Regions from separate parts of the Homo sapiens genome. Here region 2 is linked to region 1. A link is an interaction called in ENCODE POLR2A ChIA-PET data of the cell type or tissue named here. Cell type or tissue: MCF 10A. All regions are shown on one strand.

The links. ChIA-PET counts read pairs that join two places held together with the same protein. Peaks named below come from ENCODE experiments on the same cell type or tissue, not always from the same donor. Only the 100,000 strongest peaks of a DNase experiment are listed, where the experiment ranks them.
Region 2: POLR2A ChIA-PET joins it to region 1 with 5 read pairs; 2 of 35 experiments call an interaction of 5 or more read pairs at or near these places.

Annotation. Positions count from the first base shown.
Region 1 is chr1:3,754,587-3,758,586 of GRCh38, forward strand. CCDC27 (coiled-coil domain containing 27) reads left to right here. Exons shown (of 12, transcript NM_152492.3): 3 at 871-981; 4 at 2,147-2,304. Among named protein-coding and RNA genes, the nearest start is that of CCDC27, 4.1 kb to the left of the region's middle. In MCF 10A, no CTCF peak of the experiment used is centred here; no DNase peak of the experiment used is centred here.
Region 2 is chr1:3,696,516-3,700,515 of GRCh38, forward strand. The region is part of intron 3 of TP73 (tumor protein p73); the gene reads left to right. Among named protein-coding and RNA genes, the nearest start is that of TP73-AS2, 16 kb to the right of the region's middle. In MCF 10A, no CTCF peak of the experiment used is centred here; a DNase peak (open chromatin) is centred at 1,566.

The sequences.
Region 1 (4,000 bases):
AGATAGCTCATTAGGGACAGTGCCCCTGGGGAGCCCTAGCAGCTATCCGGTCCAAACCCTTCACTGCTCTGATGAGAACAGGAGGCTTGGAGCAGGCAGCTGCCGAGCTCCATGGGCATCTGGGGGATGCTGCCCAGAGCCAAGGCTTCATCCCAGCATCTGCTCCTGGACCTGGACTGGTTCCATGTCCCCACACAAGACACCATTCTTAGGGATGGCGAGCTTGAGCTAAATTCCTATAACCAGTAGCAAGGGTGGGGTGGGGGGGTTGGGGAGGGGGTCCCGTGCTGTCCACCAATCTCAGCCAGCATCAGGTAGAAGCAGGGCCCTCACCTTTCTAGGCTTCAGGCCCCCACTGCCTCAGCAAGAGGGTCTCCACGGTGGCCAGGGCTCCAGGACCAGGCATTTTTGTGGGCAGGTCTCTGGGGAGGCTGAGGGGCCACACGGTGTCCTGGGCGTGGGGTCTGCGTCTACATACTGCTCATAGGCACCTGCCATTGGGGCAATTTGTGATGGTTTAGGGGAAACAGGGTCTGCCTTGGATGGGCTGGTCTGGAGGCAGGGGAGCTTCCGTTCGACTTTTAGGAGGCACATTTTTACCGAAGGAAAGTAGGGTCTGCCCCTCCGGGGGAAAGGGGGCATCAGCTAGAGAAATTCAGCCACACTTGGGTCTGCTGAGGTGGAGACACCAGGGCAGGCAGGAGGATGAAGCCCACCCTTTGGTTCAGCCCTTGCTCAGTCCCATGCATCCATTAAAAAAAGCCACCTGTGTCCCTACCTGGTGTTTAAGGATAAATAAGAGTCTGCCCTGGAGATCTTGGGGAGACAAGACCGCAGCAGTCACCAGATGGCATCTTTAACACTCTACAGGTTCACCCACTGAGGCCGATTTGTCCGGAGAGATTGACAACAGCTCGGAGACCTGGAGAGGCACCCAGGACCTGTTCTTGGCCAGGCGGGGCTCAGACACGAACGTGGACGGTGAGGGAGCCCCTAGGGCCTCTGCCTGCACCTGCTGGGCCCCTGAGCTCGAGGCCTGCTTCTTGCAGGGTCGCTGCTTGTGCCCTGCGGAATTCCCTCCCGGGACTGTCTGCCTCCTGAGGACTCACACAGAAAGGCCTCCGGGCCTCCCTTGTGCAGAACTAGCCCTGCCTTCCCTGACAGCATAGGCTGCAGTCCCCCCAGGACCGTGGCCCCTTGTCTTTAGTAAAAATCGTAGTTGAAAGTTTTGTCCCCTTGGCCTTTACCCAGTGGCTGATGGGTGCATCCCTCACTGTGGGTAGAGACCCCCCGGGACACTGCTCCCGCAGACAGGTGTGCCTGTTTCCATTTACCAAGAGGAAATTCCCAGCACCATGTCTCCTTTCTTGCCTTAACTGGAGGAAACCTAGAGTCTGTAGTGACCAGCTCCCCTCAACCTCAGGAAGGTGGAGAATCTCCTCCCTCCTCTCAGTTTAAAGATGGAGAAACTGGGCCGGGCGCAGTGGCTCACGCCTGTAATCACAGCACTTTGGGAGGCCAAGGCGGGTGGATCACGAGGTTCAGGAGTTCAAGACCAGCCTGGCCAAGATGGTGAAACCCCGTCTCTACTAAAAACACAAAAAAATTAGCCGGGCATGTGGTGGGCACCTGTAATCCCAGCTACTTGGGAGGCTGAGGCAGAGAATTGCTTGAATTTGGTAGGCAGAGGTTACAGTGAGCTGAAATCGTGCCACTGCACTCCAGCTTGGGAGATAGAGCAAGACTCCATCTCAAAAAGAAAAAAAAAAAAAGAGAGATGGGAAAACTGAGGCTCCAGGAGGGGACAAGCAACCAGGTGTGCAGAGACAGCATCAGGATGACCCCCTCGTCCCGACTCCCAGCTCCGGCTCGTTTGTCCTGGGTGTCTCGGCCAGAGCTTCCGCACCTTCCTGCACTCCCTCAGCACGCGCTGTGCTGGGTGTGGGCGCCCCATCGTGTTCACAGCAGCACCACACTGTGTCCTCAAAATGAGGGTGACAAGAGTTAGGAGACAGATTGGAGTCTGTCTGGGCAGATAGGGGTTTCCGAGGGAAGTCTCGGAAGGGTGGATGTCGTCATCGAAGACGCCAGAGGAGCTCGGCAGGGAAGGGTCTCATTTCTCACTTGGCCTCCGCTGTCGCCACAGGGTACCTCCTTCCCTTCAGTAAGAGCATCTGCGAGTTCGATTACTTGCGGAAGAGGAGAAAATCCCAGACTTTGAGTCCGGTCACCAGCAGCTCAGTCGCATCTCAGAGCTGCCTGAGAAAGAGGATGCCCTGGTACCTCTCAGTCATCCACGAGAAGGTACTGGCGGAGGGGGTGCAAATCCCGGCCCCCCACCCCTCTCTCTGCGTCCGGCTGGGAGGACAGCCCTGCTCCCTGACAGGCTCTGGTTCTAGTATCTGGTTAGCTGCATCAAGCAGGTCCCCATGGCCTAAAATGACCTCCAGACCCCCTGCTTTGACAAAGCTCCTCACCCCTGTCCATCCTCACCCCAGTGGGTGGCAGTTACGCCGGCATGGAACTCAGACTCACCGGCACGCATGACTTCCAACCGTCCACACATCTTTGCACCCACAGTATCTGCTTCAGAGAATGTATTCTAAATAATAAAAATCATAACAGGAATAACCAGCTTGATTTATGCACAAGTTGATTCATTGTAGTGTTATTCTTTTTTAAATCTATATTTATAAGAAAGACTAACCTATATTTTCACTGTCTTATAATTCCGTCATCAAATTTTAGTATCAAAGTTACTCTGGCCTCATTAAAATGAAAGAAAGAAAAGGCTGGAAAACAGTTCCTTTTTTCTTTTTATTTATTTTCTTTTTTTATTTTATTATTATTATTAGTAGTAGTAGTATTTTTTGAGACAGGGTCTCACTCTGTCACCCAGGCTGGAGTGTGGTGGTGTGATCCCAGCTCACTGAAGCCTTGAGCTCCCTGAGCTCAAGCAATCCTCCCACTTCAGCCTCCCAAGCAGCTGGGACTACAGGTGCGTACCACCACACCTGGCTACTTTTTGTATTTTTGTAGAAATGGGGTTTCCCCGGCCAGGCGAGGTGGCTCACGCCTGTAATCTCAGCACTTTGGGAGGCAGAGGTAGACAGATCCACGAGGTCAGGAGATCGAGACCATCCTGGCTAACACGCGAAACCCCGTCTCTACTAAAAATACAACAAATTAGCCAGGCGTGGTGGTGGGTGCCTGTAGTCCCAGCTACTTGGGAGGCTGAGGCAGGAGAATGGTGTGAACCAGGGAGGCGGAGCTTGCAGTGTGCTGAGATCGCGCCACTGCACTCCAGCCTGGGTGACAGAGTGAGACTCCATCTCAAAAAAAAAAAAAAAAAGAAATGGGGTTTCCCCATGTTGCCCAGGCAGGTCTCGAACTCCTGGGCTCAAGTGATCCACTCGCCTTGGCCTCCCAAAGTGCTGTGATTAGGGGTGTGAGCCACTGCACCCAGCACCTTTTTTCTTTTTCTATTCTCTGGAAGAGTTTGTATAAGACTGATGTGATTTCTTCCTTGAATTCTGAAGAATTTGCCATTGAAGGCTTCTGTGTCTGGGGATTCCTCACAGGAGCACTCTTATTTTATTAATTAATTTATTTATTTATTTTTGAGACAGAGTCTCTCTCTGTTGCCAGGCTGGAGTGCAGTGGCGCCATTCAGCTCGCTGCCACCTCTGCCTCCCGGGTTCAAGCAATTCTCCTGCCTCAGCCTCCCAAGTAGCTGGGATTACAGGCACGCACCACCACACCCAGCTAATTTTTGTATTTTTAGTAGAGACGGGTTTCACCATGTCAGACAGGATGGTCTTGATCTCTTGACTTCGTGATCTACCCACCTCGGCCTCCCAAAGTGCTGGGACTACAGGCGTGAGCCACTGCGCTCAGCCTTTATTTTTTAGAGAAAGGGTCTCATTCTGTTGCCCAGGCTGGAGTGCAATGGCACGATCAGAGCTCACGGCAGCCTCCATCTAAAGGGGCACTTTTATTT
Region 2 (4,000 bases), 58 kb before region 1:
CACTGGGCACTACGACATCCGAGACACCAAGCAGAGGGGGAGATGCAGAGGGGCAGCCTGGGAGGCCAGGAGGCACGAGAGGCTGGCTGGGAGAACAGAAAAGGGACTGGGGCTTGGCAACCCAGAGGCTGCTGAGTTCCCACGGTTTGGAGAGGGCAGGGCCCAACTGGGAATGGCTCATGGGATTGCTGAGCATGGCCAAGGGAGCCCTCAGCATCCTCTCCAGGCCTTGTGTCATGAAAGACCCCGAGCAGCGGTGGGGCTCAAGCCATGTGGGGCCAGGGGAGGGACCAGTTGTCCTAACTGGAGATCCAGGGATCAGAGGAGCCACCCCACTCACCCGCCTGCTGTGCCTAGTGCACGCCCGCCTCCGGCCCCCCTGCCACCCTCGGCCAGCTGCTATTTCTGTCTCCTTTGTTCTGTCCCCCATTGGACCTCCCCCCAGTCACCAGCCTAATAGGACCTCAACTTGCTAAACCCAAACTAAACTTATCTTCCCCTGAGAGGGGATGGTGCCGTGTCTCAGCCAGCAGGAAATCCACTCTCGCCTTTGCTCAGGCCAGAGCCCTGGAGGCACTCTCCATGCCTGAGGTCCTGTGAATCCTGCCTGCAAATGTGCCTGGGGCCCCTGCGGGGCCCACCTCGCACCCGCGGCCCACGTCGCACCCGCGGCCCACCTCGCACCCACTGCTCAGATACATCTCACAATTGCTGCCTTTGCTGACGCCCGCCCTGTGTTCTCAACACCGGAGCCAGAGGGAGCGCTTTGCAGCCCCGGGCGTCTCTGCTCAGCTCCGACCACCTCTCCCGCTATCCCCCTGGGCTCCGTCTCTCCCTGCACAGGCCCTCGGCCCTTCCTCTGGCTGCAGGCTCTCTGCCCTGCTGGTCCCCAGCCTGGAAACACCCCCAGGCCCACCCAATACCTGGGGCAGATCTTTCCCTTCCTGCAGGCCCGCCTTCACCTTTTCCCGAGCCCGTCCTTGCCTGGACGCCAGCCCTGGCCCCTGTGCCTGGCTCTGTGTTTCTGAGACCACTTTTGATCCCAAGCCCCTGCACGCTTGCTGGCTGGTTTGTTTACTGTCGTCAGCATGGAGGGCCGGGGTCGTGTCTCGTGCCGGCTGCCATCTTCCTGCACCTGGGAGGGTGCTAGGATGTCAAGCCTAGGAAATGGGTGTGAAGAGGAGACCTGCCTTTGCAGGAGCTGACCAAGGCCAGTGCACTGGGCGGGACCATCCGTCACTCCTGAGCCCACTAACTGGGGAGGGGACAGGCAGAGCGGGGCTGGGTGATTCCTGAGCAAGCATGCTGCTGTCTCTCTGGCTCTGGGGCCTCTGCCCTCTGCCTCGATGGCCCCCCACAGCCGTCCTGGACCGCCTTCTCCACCTTTGGGCTCCTGCTCCAATGTCCGCTTATCACCGAGGGCCATCGGAGGTGGCACGCCCCGTGACTGCCTCCCCCTCCCTGTACCCTGCACTGCACGTGTCATAATTCAAGTTCTCGGCTCAGCCACCCATTCTCGGCTCAGCCACTAATGTGTGCTGGAAGGTGTCCAGGAAGCCCTGCTAAGCATCTGTCAGTGTCTCCAGCACAGCAGGAGGCTGTTACAGGTGGCGCCTGATTCACATCTGCAGGACAGGTGGATGGATGGGCAGACAGATGGGCAGGGGCATGTGTGCAAGGACACAGGATGTCAGGGCTGACACCTGGGTTGGGCTCTGGGGTGCTGGCAGCAGGGTTCGGAGAGGGGAGAGAAGCGTGTGTGAGCTGTGCCTTCCCCCTCGTCTTCCCGGGCACTCGGCATTCTGGGTGGGAGGGCCTGGACCAGCCCGTTTCCAGGTGGTTAAATAAAGTCTGTGCATCCTGTTGGCCACCTGCCTCTCATAGGCAGCAGCACAGGGCCTGATGGGGATACAGCCTGGATACCCCACTGGGGCCTCCCGCAGACACTCAGGGTCCAGGCTGCCCCTCGCCACAACCTGGAAGGGAGGGGCTGGTGGGCCAGCCCTCTGGAGGAGGCCTCTCAGGGGAGGTGGGCTTTGAGCGGGATCCGGGAGGCAGGGGGCAGAAGCTGAGGGACGTGGAGAAGGGTCTGGGGGAGGAGGCGGCGGCACCGTGAGTGGACTCCGGGGCGGTTAGCAGGTGGAAGGCAGTGAGGGTTGAGGAGAGGGTGGGGCGAGGCCCTTGCACCAGGCCACAGTGGGCGGCTCAAATGTGGGTCCGTGGAGGCCCGGGGGGCACCAGGCTACCCTGGAGTCATCTGAAGTCACCTGGGCGTGTGGAGGGACATGCATCTGCAAGGCCCCCATGTGGCGCTAAGCACAGAGTGGGTGCTGCAGACGGGCTCAGCCGCTGCGGGCAGGTGCAGGCAGGATAGCAGCGGTGGCCCTGGGCCTCGCAGTCCTGCAGACACACGTCTGGGGACTGCTCCTGGGGGCGCGTTTCTCCGGTGTGAGGTGTGGAAAGTTCCACATGGCCCTGGCACGGGATTGGGCAAGGCCTCGCCTCAGCCCCGGGTGAGAGCAGAGGGTGCTGTGGGTGAGAGCACAGGGTGCTGTGGGTGAGAGCAGAGGGTGCTGTGGATGAGAGCAGAGGGTGCTGTGTGCACATTGTCGGGAGAGGGAGGCTTCCCCCCAGCCGCATGTCGAATCTTGTTGGCATTTCCATTCGTTTAATCACGGGCTCCGGGAGATGCTGTGGGAAGTACCGGCAGGACGGAGGTCTTGCCCTGGTGGGATGGGCTCTCTTCCTCCGAAGCCCAGGCTGCTTGTCAGTCACTCACCCCTGGGTGAGGTTGGGGCCCAAGTTCAGACATGCCCACGAGAGATCAGGGAGTTTGAGGAGCGGCATACTCTCAAAAAACCACAACAGTCTGGTCTCAATATTCTCCAGGGAACGAGGACACGGACCTCCTTGTTCTACAAGAGCTGGGGTCACAGCTCAGAGCCCCTGTCCAGGCTGGAGGGAGAAGGCCAGGAGGCCAGAGGGAGGCCAGCTGAGCCCTCAGGAGACTCCAGGCAGGCCCCGATGCCAGACTCCAGCCCTCAAACATGCTGCCTTCTGGAAACGTCTGTCACGGGCACACCATGCACCATGCCATGGCTGCCAGTGGTGGATGAAGAAGAGCATGTCTCTGCCCCGTCTGGAGCTCCCGGTTCCTGTCCTAGTTGAACAGAATGAATGAGAGTGCGGGATAAATGCCGGGCGGGGAGCAGGGATGCTCGGGCGGGGGCAGGAGCTGGAGAGGTGACAGGAGCGAGGGAGGCGGAGGTGGAGCTGGGGAGGGGCCAGCGGGGCGTCAGGATTTCAGCTGACATCCCTACTACGCTTTTTCACGTGCCTCCCTCTCTGACTCGGATCCTAAGTGATTAGGATCAGAGGAATCTCTGTTTCCAAGAGAAGGGGGACTGCATGGCCAGACCGTGGGCTCGGGCCCCAGTCTCCTGATCTCCGCCAAGCCCAGGGCCCCAGGAAGCGGCCCCATCCTTGGGAGCTGTCCTGGCCTCAGCTCCCAAGGATGGGGTCCCTCGGGAAGCTGTTATTGCTGTCTACGGGGCAGGAGCTCCGTCTTTCGAGCCTCTGCACTTGTGGAGACAAAGGTTTCCGAATGAGCATTTGTGCCCCGCCCTCCCCACCACCCCTGCCAGGCCCAATGCAGGGACCAGGCTGCATGTGCCTTCCCCGCCTCACATCTCCTCCGCTGGAGGAGTCAGCCAAAACCGTGGCCTTTGGAGATGTGGCCAGAGTCATTGTGAATTTTGCTGGCAGGTTTCTCTGTTGTCATTTCCACTAAAAAATACGTTCCGTTCTGGACAGTACCACATCTGTCCCCTGTCATCCGATGGCACGGTCGTGACCTCCCATGCCTTGCTTTGCATTGTGTCTTAAATATCCTAGGCTCTGATAAAAGGCACTGTGGATACCGGGAAGCGAGAGGAGTGGACTAGGGGGGAACAGGGACACAAACTTGAAAAAGATTTATTTCCCATCTACTTGTAAAAAA